Linked DNA regions of Homo sapiens: region 2 is linked to region 1. Evidence: chromatin contacts called from ENCODE Hi-C data. All regions are on one chromosome and are shown on one strand. Each heading gives the region's core, a stretch centred on a gene start or an enhancer-like site at or near the end of the contact. The rest is flanking DNA. Distances are from core to core; before and after follow the strand shown. Region 1 holds the start of TIMM21 (translocase of inner mitochondrial membrane 21). Region 2 holds the start of RBFA (ribosome binding factor A).

Region 1 (5,969 bases), core at 2,580-5,079:
ACCAGTTAAATTATTTAACATTTTCCCCAAAGCCTTTGTGTTGATTTTGCAGACAAAGAAGATGCTCTATGTGTTCCCCACCCACTACAACTACTCGTTTGAGAAGCACAGCGCCAGGGTGCTTAGATGTTTCAAGAATACATACTGGCTTAATCCACCACCAAGTTCTTACTGAAAACCTTAACTTGTGTGTCCCGAATTTATGAAAGATTACTGTGAAAACACCAGTGAAATAAAGTCACCTGTTTTGTAAACATATATGCATATAAAATATATGTAAATAAAATGATCTTAGTAAGTTCCTCAAAGTCATGCTGTAACTCTCCCCACTCAAAGATAGTTTTAAATAACGATTAAGCAAATAAATCCTGTTTGGTACTAGTTATTTTTTTTAAGTACCAAATGCTTTTCCCTAATCTGAAACCCTAATTCAGTAACGAATGGATATGCCTCTATCTTTGGCTAAAACATTTAACAGGGCTTAGTTAGTTCAATTCTACAAATACTTCTTAATCATATACTCTGCACAAGGTAATGTGTAAGTGCTTTAAGACATTTCATCCTTTATTTAATTGGAATATGAAGGCTATTTTATTACAAACATGTTTTCACACTTTTAAAACGTCAAAGCTTATTTCTTGCTGTTTTGTTTTTTCACAATTAAAATGGATCTCATAGAGTCCCTCATTTCAGTTTACAAGGCTAAGGCTCTAACAAGGCAACTAAAGAAACTTAAGGTCCCAAGCTAGAAGCAAAGACAGTCTCTGAGACGCCCATCTCCTTAATGTCCTGTCAGAGCTCTCTGTACCATGTCTTACATGAGACCATACATCTTATCAGTGTACCTTTTAACACTATTGGAAACACATTTCTATTTATCCATAAAATAAACCAACTGCACTTTTTTTTTTTTTTTTTTTTTGCGACAGAGTCTGGCTCTGTCGCCCAGGCTGGAGTGCAGTGGCGCTATCTCGGCTCACTGCAAGCTCCGCCTCCTGGGTTCACGCCATTCTCCTGCCTCAGCCTCCTGAGTACCTGAGCCTACAGGCGCCCGCCACCATGCCGGGCTAATTTTTTTGTATTTTTAGTAGAGACGGGGTTTCACAGTGTTAGCCAGGATGGTCTCGATCTCCTCACCTCCAGATCTGCCCGCCTCCGCCTCCCAAAGTGCTGGGATCACAGGCGTGAGCCACTGCACCCGGCCCCAATTGCACATTTTTAAGGTCCACATAATTAACAAATCAGCAAGTTCTATTTATGTTTTTATGCGAATCTATACGTCTACAAGGTTAAGTGTAGACATACACTGATACATTTAGCAAGATAAATTTAGTTTGAAAACACTTTTTTTCAAGTGACAGGTTTTTGTCTGATAGCTTTCAATAAGTCCAATATTTTAAAAACCTAATGACTGTGCTTCATTTTAAATATCTGGCAAATCAAATAAATTACAGCAGGTACAAATTAAGCCAACTTAATACGCTTTCTGCTACACTTCTTACAGTTTGTGATATTTATACATATTCACATTTTGTGTTAAAAGGGAACACTGATTCCTTAACAACATCTAATTTTCCACAGCGATATATTAAAATAACCACCTGCTTTGACCATAGTCAATCATTCTATTTTTAGCAGCGGACTTTTCTTTACCAAAAATAATGCATACATTTCCAAATCAGCTTGAAATGCAGGTTCCCATGCCAGGCATAATGACAGGCCCTCTAATTATATCAATCCAGGAAGTTCACTCAACTTACAAAGGATAAAAGATTCATCATATAAAAATCATTCTGCTTCCCCCTAATAGAGCACTATGTAAAGACTAATTTTAGTAATAGCAGCAAATTGATTAAAAGTTCAAGTTTCCTATTTAAATTCCTGCTTTTTCTCCTACATAAAAGAATTTTTGCAGGCATTGTCACCATTCTATTTGTGACAAGGCTTGTGGTATGTCTAGCATTATAGGTATTCAATTAAGAACTATTATCACAGCACTAAGCAACAGGGCTGGGCTTCTGAAAACAGGTAAGTGGAAGTAATGGAGACCTAGAGAGGACACAGGACATAGTTCTGGAGATTCAGGGGGAAAAAACAAGTAGTTCAACTAGTATGTAATAGACTCCCTTTGTGTGCTTAAACATAGACCATTGGTTTATTAGAAGGCAAAATATGCATGACTTTCCCTATTTATAAATCAAGGAGTCTTACAAGCAGAAAGATAATCCTCAAGAATGTAAACCATTCTTGGCATTATCCCTCCATCTGTAAACTAACTGCAGTGATGGGTACACAGCTAGGGAACAGCTCACGATATAATGAGAGGGATTTCATAAGGTACCATTATGCATGCTGATACTTCTGATGCACTGGCTCATTTTACTTCTTCACGCTGAAGATGCTTCTGGAAAGCAGATGAGCAAGACCTGGCAATGTAGATGGCAACTTAGCCTTGACGTTGGAGGTGCAGAAAGTGCTGCCCCCCACCCGCCAGACCAACCTGCCTGCCCGAGGTATCTGCTTGGGGGATGAGGGTGTCAACTGATAAGGTTTTGATGAACAGACTCTACTTCCCTAAGTTGTAAGGTCATGAAAAACACGAAGGGAGATTCTTGGTTACAGAAGAGCGAAAATACGAAGGCAGGGGCGGAGCACACGTGAATTTAGGGCACGCATCCCGGAGAAACGACCTCTTGGACCTGCACCTGTCCTGGCAGGTGCGCGCATCCCCGGCCACAGGCGCCGCAAGAAAAAATATTTCCCCGAGAGGCTACTCTATTTGTGTCATAACTTAGGGTACCCCACGTTGCAGGGTAGAAAGGATTTCCTCCGGTCGTTCTTCCATACCCTTCTCACGTTGAAGACGGCCACGGGCCTTGCGCCAAGCTGGACGAATAAAATACACGGTGAAGAGAGCGGGGCCGCGCAGTGACGGGCTTCCCGCCAGGGGACCCCACCCGCAGGCCCTACAGTCACCTGCACCCAAAGGCCCTGGCGCGCCCCCGGGCCGCGCCACCGCCCCTGCTGGGCCCGCGCAGCGTCTGGAGGCCGAGCCAGTGCTGCTGCAAGATCCGACCGCGTCCAGTCGCCATAGAGACAAGGAGTTCACCACAGGACCGCGCCAGGGCTGAAACGAAGAGTGCACGCACCGCCCCCACGCCCGCACGTCGCCACACCCCTTATGCGCATGCGCGCGTGAGCAAAAGTAACGGTATGCCCACCCTTGCGCAGACGGCACCGCGCCAGACACCCGCTCACAGAGCGGGCTTCTAGAAACTTCCGGGCCTCGGCTTCCTTACCCACCCCTAACATTCTGCCGCCTAGGGCGCCAAGCCAAGTTCGCGGCTTAACCATTTAGGAAACCGGTGCCTGCTTTGCAGCGGCCTCGTTCATCCCCACTTGCTGACTCTTTATTGTCCAGTTTTTCTGAAAACACAGTAAAACGCAAAAACTAAATCATTTGCCCACGCGGAATTGGCAAGACCACAGTCCAAGGGGGTATTTCCCACTGTGCACAGTCCTCTCTATAAGGATCAGGAAAACACGTAGATTGTAACTGCTAATTTGGCTTTTGCAAGTCCCGCCTGAACCACGTAGGGTGGGTGGTACCAATTCCCCCACCAACACCCCACTTTCCGCCGCTCCAGGGACGCGCAGCGTCTGCGCCGACGCTGGGCGCGGAGGCGTCTGGGGGCGCGGGAAGGACCTGCGCCGTGCTCTGGCCGCCTTGAATTGTGGGAGATGTAGTCTCTTTTGCGCGCCTCTTTGCCGTATCCCAGTTAAGAGCGAGGTTTTCAAACTACTATTCCCAGGAAGACGGGGGTTTCCCAGGTGACTTTGCGAAGGCATGGCGGGGACACTGTGAATGTCAGCCCAGAAGGTGATCAGAGCCTGTTAATTAAAATGGAAAGAAGACAGAAGGGAAGGTAGACATCAGGTTCTCCCTGGAGACTTTTCGTTTTCATTTACGCTGCGGAAACTGACGTTTTTGCCTAACACCCCATGTAATGTAAACGTATAGGCTTGAGTACGTGTCCGGCCGCATGTGTAGTGAACCCTAAAGCTTTCCTAATTGTAGTTAGCATCGTCCCTAAGCGGAACGATTTTCCGTGAACATGATTTGTACTTTTCTACGAGCCGTACAGTATACGGAGAAGCTGCACAGGTCCTCGGCAAAGCGATTGCTTTTGCCATACATCGTGCTTAACAAAGCGTGCTTGAAGACTGAGCCCAGTTTGAGATGTGGGCTTCAATATCAAAAGAAAACGCTGCGACCTAGATGTATTCTTGGAGTCACCCAGAAAACCATCTGGACGCAGGGACCGAGCCCCCGAAAAGCAAAGGAGGATGGCAGCAAACAAGTGTCTGTGCACAGGAGTCAGAGAGGGGGAACCGCCGTCCCAACATCACAAAAAGGTAAAAAGGAGTACTTTAATGATTGGGCTTTCAACAGACATGACAAGAGCTGCCAATGCCCTTTTATACCAAGTTCACTGCTAAAGGTGAAAAAGCAATTCACATGAATTTTTAAAAACCGTTTAAACATAATTTAGAACTAGAACATATAGATCTACAGTTTTCTTCACAGATTGGAACTCAGATGTGAAAGTTGATCTTGAATTTGATATAACTTTTTTTCATTATGTTTGGGAAATTTTTCTCAAGTTATATTGGCTCTGTTACATATAATAAAGAGTAATTGGATAGGATAAAAAGAGAGAGAGAGAGATTATTGACTCATAACTGGTAGGGAAAACTTTCACATGTTACCTGCAGTAATAGAAAAACATAAAATAGGGAGGATGGAATGTAAGTTGTCAGGGAAAGTCAGAGATGTATTCACAGATATTTTAAGATTTTTTTTTAATGTCTTCATTTCGCATGTGATTTGTAGGAAAAAAAAAGACAAAGCAATTTAGACCGCCATGATTATACCACACGAAGATGACTATTTTTAACATTTTGCACTTTCATACACATACCTTTTAATAATTTTTAACCCAAAAAATTGGATCATACCAATTGTTTTAGAGTCTGCTGACTATGCCAAAAACCTAGCTTTTCATTCATACTAGTTCAGCACGAAGGAACAACCTGTATGCAGAGGTGAAAGGCATAGAAGTGGCAAACAGCATGTGCATCAGGTCATCTGGCTCAGGCAACAGTGCTCATGCTTGCACTGCACACCAGGCCTGCTTAGGGACCCCTTCCCTCATCTGCACCCCATTCAGACGTGACAGTCCTTGTGGCTGAGTGAATTGATGGGAGCAACATTCCCAAATATGGAATATGCTGCGTCCAGAATTCAAACAGGCCTATGAAGCATTGTGGTAGGAGGTATAGGGTACAATTGTCTTTTACTTGGGAGGGCATGTCTTGGCACGCCCCAGTGTAGCCCCACGAGGTCGGCTCATGTGTTGATGAGCCTCTGCATCTTTGTTGGACCCACCTCTCACACTTGCAGCTTCTCTGACCAAGCCTTCTAACACACTTGCCACTTGTTACTTATGGGCTCTAACATGATGGCATAAATATAGTAGACAAATGTGATATTCTCCTGAATGTCCAGAACAGCATTATTCAAATAAAACTTTCTGCATAGAAATGTCCTATATCTGTGCTGTCCATTTGGGTAGTTCCTGGCCACTTGTAGCTATTTTGAGCACTTGAAATGTTGCTAAAACTTGTGACTGAAGAACTGAATTGATTTAATTTTAATTAATTTAAAATTGAACTGAAATAGCCATGAGTGGCAAGTGGCTACTGTATTAGACAGCCCAGGTCCAGAAGGTTTCAGTCCCTTAAGACTGTTATGATAGAGGGTGAGAGAATTAGCAAATCCTGGGCAGGATCATAAACATACACTGTTATTATCTGTTTCATGTTACTACAGACTACTGCTGCTGCTTCTGAATAGAAGGCGTTCTTCAAAGCAATGGCCAATACCATGAGATTGTGTTAATGCATTC
Region 2 (5,969 bases), core at 1,558-4,057, 5.9 Mb after region 1:
TGAATGATGGCTACATGAGTTACCTCTTTGCCAAACGACGGGGTCATGCTTATGAGGAAAGCAGTGCTGCAAAATCATATGGCTTTAGATACACTAACGGCAGCACAAGGGGGCACTTGCACCAGAACAACTGAATGTTGTGTGTATATTCCAGAAAATGAAGAACATAACCCGGCTTATGACTGATATGAAAACCCAGATAATCAACCTGTCAGACCCAAAACCCTCACTGATTGGTTGAGCAGCTGGTTTGGATTCTGGGGAACTTGGTGGCACAAGCTAGTGCTTATAATAAGAACAATTTCTGATCTGTCCTGTTTTTGCTTATAATGTTGTTGTGGTATATGTTTGCAAATAAGTCCATGTGTAACTGAAAGGGCTAGGGTAATGACTGCTCAGAGAATTGCTCTAATTCAGGAGGCAGTAATGTAGCCTGACCTAGCTTCCAGTTTTGCCCTCCTTTTGTTGCTATAAGTCTGGCCTAGGTCCCTATACATTTTTCTTTTTTTCCTCTTTTTTCCTTTCCTCCCTATTTTTTATCTTCGTGGGACATGATCTCCTAGGAATGAGCATTCCTCGTGACGGAGGACTTGAACTTCTAGGAATAAACCATCCCAGCAACAACAAACCAGCAGGTGGGAAGAAAGGAGGAAGCAGCAACCTGAGGCCAGGAACCCACATTCCTTTTTAAAATGCTTTTCTCCAAAAGATTTTAAAGAAAAAAAAGGGGGGAAATGTGAAAGGAAATTAAATTTTGGGACGCCAAATTCACTTAGCCAAAGGGAAGAGTCAAGCTGGGAACTGGGTCACGCAAACCTGTCTCCCCCTTTTGGTTCCTAAATAAGATGGCTACAAGATGAAAGGCTACACGCCTCCCCCATATTTTGCCCACAAGGAGATTCCTGGTGAGCTGTTGAAATTTCACCATGGTGGCCAGGCGCGGTGGCTCACGCCTGTAATCCCAGCACTTTGGAAGGCCGAGTTGGGCGGATCACTTGAGGTCAGGAGTTTGAGACCAGCTTGGCCAACATGGGGAAACACCGTCTCTATTAAAAATACAAAAAGTAGCTGGGTGTGGTGGCACACAGCTGTAATCCCAGCTACACGAGAGGCTGAGGCGGGAGAATTGTTTGAACCTGGAAGGTGGAGGTTGCAGTGAGCCGGGATCACGCCAGTGCCCTCCAGCCTGGGCGGCAGAGAGAGATTCCATTTCAAAAAAATAAAACTTAACCATGGCAATGCAAATTGATAGCTTATCTTTACAGGTGCAGTCACCCTAGCCCATCTGATTGTTCCCCTACCACATTTTGTCTGCGTTATCTTATGTAAAATGCAGATTCCCCACGTTTTTCCTCTGCCCGTTTGTTTGTGAAAACTCTGCTTCTCAATACTCCGCCCTTTCCCCTTTAAATCTGGGGCCCTCAAAATCATTTTTGGAGAAAGGCGTAGACCTGTCTCCTGGGTGCGTCCTTAACTTTGGCAAATAAATCTCCTAAAATGATTAGAGACTTGTCTCGTCGTTTTCTTCGATTGACAATATATACACACATACATACGCATACACACACACATATATACGCGCACGCACATGCACACATATACATGTCCACACACATGCACACACACGTACATATGCACACATACACATGTACACATCCACACGCGCCCACACACACACACACACACAGACGTGTCTCACACCACAGCAGCCGCCTCGGGGGAGTCACAGCCCACGCATCCCCAACACTGCGGTCGCGCTCACTTCTCTTTCCACGCCCGGGGGGAGCAGCTTCCCCGCTGGGCCACGCTGACTCTGGGGAGGCGGGCGGGGCGAGACCACTTCTGGGGAGGACGCCCAATCTGGGGACTTTCTCTAGGTGCCCGGGGAGAAGGCGGCGCAGCAGCAAAGCCCTGGAGGGCCCAGTGGCGGAAACAGACGGACCCCTCGCAGCCTCCCGCCGACAGCGGCCCTGCCCAGGTCTCCAGGCTTCGATGCCTTCGTTGCTTTGTGCGGCGCACCCGCCTACGTCAGTTCCCAGTATTTAAACAAAACGTGTTCCTAGCTACGCAGCGCCAGGCAACCAGGCGGTTCCCACGCTTCCCCGAGTGGCACACCCTCCGCGCAGCCCACGCGGCCTCCCCACGCCCAGCTCCCGCCGGCCCCGCCTCGCGTCGTCCTTCGCCCCGCCCCCGTTGCCGCCCCCCCCGCCCGCACACTGCCCACCTGGCGTTGTCTTCACCCCGCTTACACGCCGCTCGCTTCGCTCTGGTAGTCGCCCACCTCGCGCTGCCCTTCTCGCTTCAGTCTTCGCCCTGCCCACCCACCGCCCACCTCGCGCCAGTCTTCGCCCCGCCCATTCACCGCCCGCCTCGCGTCAGTCTTCGCCCCGCCCAACCACCGCCCGCTTCGCGTCGGTCTTCACCCCGCCCACTCGCCGTTCGCCTCGCGCCTTCGCCCCTCCGCCGTTGTCGCCCCGCCCCTTCTTGCGTCCAGTCTTTGCCCCGTCCCTCGCCGTCGCCCCGTCCACACGCCGTCAGCTTCGCGTCTGTCCTCGCCCCGCCCACCTACCGCCCCCCTCGGGCCTTCGCCCCTCCGCCGTCGTTGCCCCGCCCGCCTTGCACCCCGTCTTCGTCCCGCCCCGCGCCGTGGCCCCGCCCACACGCCGTCAGCTTCGCGTCTGTCCTCGCCCCGCCCTGCATCATCGCCCCGCCCTGCATCATCGCCCCGCCCACACGCCGCCTGCCAGGCGTGAGTCTTCCTCCCGCTCTGCGCCGTCGCCCCGCCCACACGCCGCCACCCTCGCGTCAGTTGTCGCTCCGCGCCTGCGCCCGTTGTCTCCCTGCTCGCTCCGGGTCCCGGCGCCGCGCCATGTGGGCTGCGGCGGGCGGGCTGTGGCGCTCCCGCGCGGGTCTCCGGGCCCTGTTCCGTAGCCGCGATGCTGCGCTATTTCCAGGCTGCGAGCGGGGACTTCACTGCTCTGCTGTCTCCTGCAAGAACTGGCTCAAGAAATTTGCCTCGAAAACCAAGTAATGCGGCGGGGGCGGTGTCCCTGGGCGCGGTATTCCCTAGGGGGCGGTGTCCCCGGGTTGCGGTGTCCGCTCATCCGCGTTCTTGCGCCCATGCGGCCTAGCTCGCCAGTTCCTGCCTCCTGGGGTCTGCAGCAGTTCTAGCTCTCACTGTCAGCATTTGCAGCTTTTGTGTTCGTGGACGTGTGTCGGGTTAAGAAAACAAAGTGACAATGTGTGTTTATTTTGATTCTTGTCACCAGACGTATTTTTCAGAAGATTAGTTTCAGAAAATGAGGAAAAATGAAAAAATATAAGAATTTCCTTGCTAATGTTGACTTTCTGTGTGAATTTGAAGACTAAAGCTTGTCATGATAATTAGTGTTTTTAAATTATGAAAGATAAGTACAATAAAATACATTGACTTTTCACACTGCTTTTAGTTCTTCTAAGTATGGTAGGTGGTTGTATGTTTTCTACTTTAATACACTACTTTTAAAGACAGTTTTAGACCCTGCAGAAAAATTGCAAAAATAGTACCGCGTTCCTGTGTCCTGGCACCCAGCTCCCCCTGTGTTAGCGTCGGACTTTAGCTTCCAACGTGTTCCAGTTAATGAGCCGATATTGATAAGAGTGTTGCTAACTGAAGCTCATACTTTATTCACTTTTCCTTGGTTCTGCCTGCTGTCCCTTCCTGTCCCAGGTGCCCACCCAAGGTCCACGTTACATTGAATTGTCTTGTTTCCTTAGGCTGGGGTAGTGTCCCAGACTGTCCCTGGTTTTGATGGCTGTGCCAGTTTTGAGGGGTACTGGTCAGGTGCTTTGCAGGATGCCTCTCTGTTGGAATGTGCCTGTTTTTTTAATGCTTAGACGTGGATTATGGCTTTTGGGGAGGAAGACTACAGAGGTAAAGGCCATTCTCATCGCACCGTATCCAGGGTCCACGCTGGCCGTGATCCCCTGCATGAGGTGCTTGCCAGGTTTCTCTACCGTAAAGTTACTCTTTTTGCCCCCTTTCCTTACTGTACTCTGGGAGAAAGTCGCTGTGTGCAGCCCATGCCTAATGAGTGGGGAATTTTGCTCATAAGTGGTTTGCATTCTGCACAAGGGATATGTCTCTTCACCCCATGTATTAATTCATTCATATCACCAAGAACTCATGGGTTATAATCCCGTGTTACTTAGTTTTGTTCGAATGTTTCCAGCTCAGGCCCTTAGGAGCTCACTAAGCTCCTATGTCCTGTTTGCATACCCTGTCATTGTGGGGTTTTGCTGGGTTCTGTGTGTGTTAAACACTTTCCTACTTTCTGGCACTACAAGATACTCCAGGCTCATCTTGTGTGTTTCGTACCACAGCCCTAAAATCAGCCATTTCTCCAAGAAGCCCTCGTTCCTTTTATTGGAGAGAGAGATTAGAAACCATGGGTGCTGGGTGTGTTCATTGCTTCTGGGGTGTCTGTCTTTTGGGCCATCTCATCTGACGAAAGGATATATGTGTTTCTACTAACCCTTGTGTAAATATGCACCTATAAACATTTCCGTGTATAGCCATCTGTCTCCAACTCCAGACGTACTGTGTGGATCATTCTAGCCTCCTCTCCTTGCTGATCTGTAAGTCGCACTCCAATGGTGAGCGTGGCTCCCACCATCCATTTGCTTAATTGTTCAGTCTCAGTCTATGCCTATAACAGTATCTGAATCCTTTACTTGAACTTCCATGGGAAACATCTTTATCAATTAGCGTATAGTGTTTATGTGCAGTTTGGTAGGTGTCTTTTTAAGATCCTCTCTCTAACCTTGGGACTAGAAGTAGAATTTAGGTAAAAATTATGAGGTTGAATTAAAACCATCTTCAGCCTCTTCCCCACAACCCATGTTGTTATCAATTAAATTCTGAAATTTTTTAAGATGTCCAGTAATGTAACATCTAAGTTTAGCCCCCTATAAACAGTTATGGTATCATAACCTCTTAAATTAGCTTATGTAACTTTTTGACTTTGCCATCACTAACATAATGCTTATTTTCTCCCCAAAGAAAAAAGGTTTGGTATGAAAGTCCTTCCTTGGGTTCTCACTCGGTGAGTATAAGCCATGAGCCACTTTATAATCTTGATGGGAGTGAGGGTTTAAAAGTTGGCAAAACTCTTACCTGGAGGTCTTTCCATTTCTGTATTGGAGGGGATAGTGTCTATGTGGATGCGACTGGATGCCATTGGCAACATGGAGTTTTGATCTTTTCAAAAAAAAATGTACTGACATTAATGTTTTCTGGAAAGTCATATCTTTTATCAAATTATAATATGGTAATATCCATTCAGTTTTTAGTGTGTGTGTACTGTAAAAGTTTATACAATATATGGCTCCCATTCTGAAAAATAAATACATCACGTTTCCAAAAAATTACTGAATTATTCCCTTTAGCACGGTGAACTTTATGGTATGTGAATTATATCTCAACAAAAACTTTTTTTGAGAAAATATTTACTGGCAGTACTTTTAATCTTGGAGGGTTACCAGGTAAAATTTAAAAGGATCCCGGTTTATAAAACTTTATCTTAATGAAAGCTGAGGCAGCTGAGAGTGATAGCTGCTGTTGATCTGGTTGCCCATCCAGCCCTCCCCCAGCCCCTGCTGTGTGACTTGGTGAGTTTGGAGTTGTAACGCTGCCCTTGGGGTGTGCTCTTCTTCCTGATGGAGACTTACAAACCATCCAAGTTGGAATTCCTCATGAGGAGCACCTCAAAGAAAACCAGGAAGGAAGACCATGCGCGCCTGAGGGCCCTGAACGGCCTCCTCTATAAGGCACTGACAGACCTGCTGTGTACCCCTGAAGTGAGTCAGGAGCTGTATGACCTTAACGTGGAGCTCTCCAAGGTAGGCTGTGTGGCCAAAGAGAAGAAATGGGTTGAGACAGCAGGCCTGGCACTTACTTTACCTGGCCCAGTCTTGCCTGACAATTAAAA

The links. Hi-C counts contacts between places; a loop is a spot of excess contacts on that map. Pooled maps may share reads with other maps.
Region 2: a map of naive thymus-derived CD4-positive, alpha-beta T cell shows a loop between it and region 1 (36-fold over the local background). The contact joins the promoter of RBFA here to the promoter of TIMM21 in region 1. A Hi-C loop is called at or near these places in 1 of 168 maps with a recorded cell type or tissue (naive thymus-derived CD4-positive, alpha-beta T cell), 1 of 37 single-sample maps with no recorded cell type and 9 of 50 pooled maps.

Annotation. Positions count from the first base shown.
Region 1 is chr18:74,144,694-74,150,662 of GRCh38, forward strand. It overlaps TIMM21 (translocase of inner mitochondrial membrane 21), which reads left to right and starts at 3,830. Exons shown (of 6, transcript NM_014177.3): 1 at 3,830-4,416. The coding sequence starts at 4,116. It overlaps FBXO15 (F-box protein 15), which reads right to left and starts at 3,141. Exons shown (of 10, transcript NM_001142958.2): 1 at 2,977-3,141. The coding sequence starts at 3,092. RefSeq lists a silencer at 2,871-3,020 and enhancers at 3,711-3,830, 3,861-3,910, 3,991-4,080, 5,824-5,969.
Region 2 is chr18:80,031,627-80,037,595 of GRCh38, forward strand. RBFA (ribosome binding factor A) reads left to right here and starts at 2,808. Exons shown (of 7, transcript NM_024805.3): 1 at 2,808-3,027; 2 at 5,042-5,084; 3 at 5,704-5,880. The coding sequence starts at 2,870. It also overlaps a transcript of TXNL4A not described here. RefSeq lists silencers at 2,094-2,263, 2,295-2,451, 2,334-2,653, 2,664-2,743, 2,854-3,003.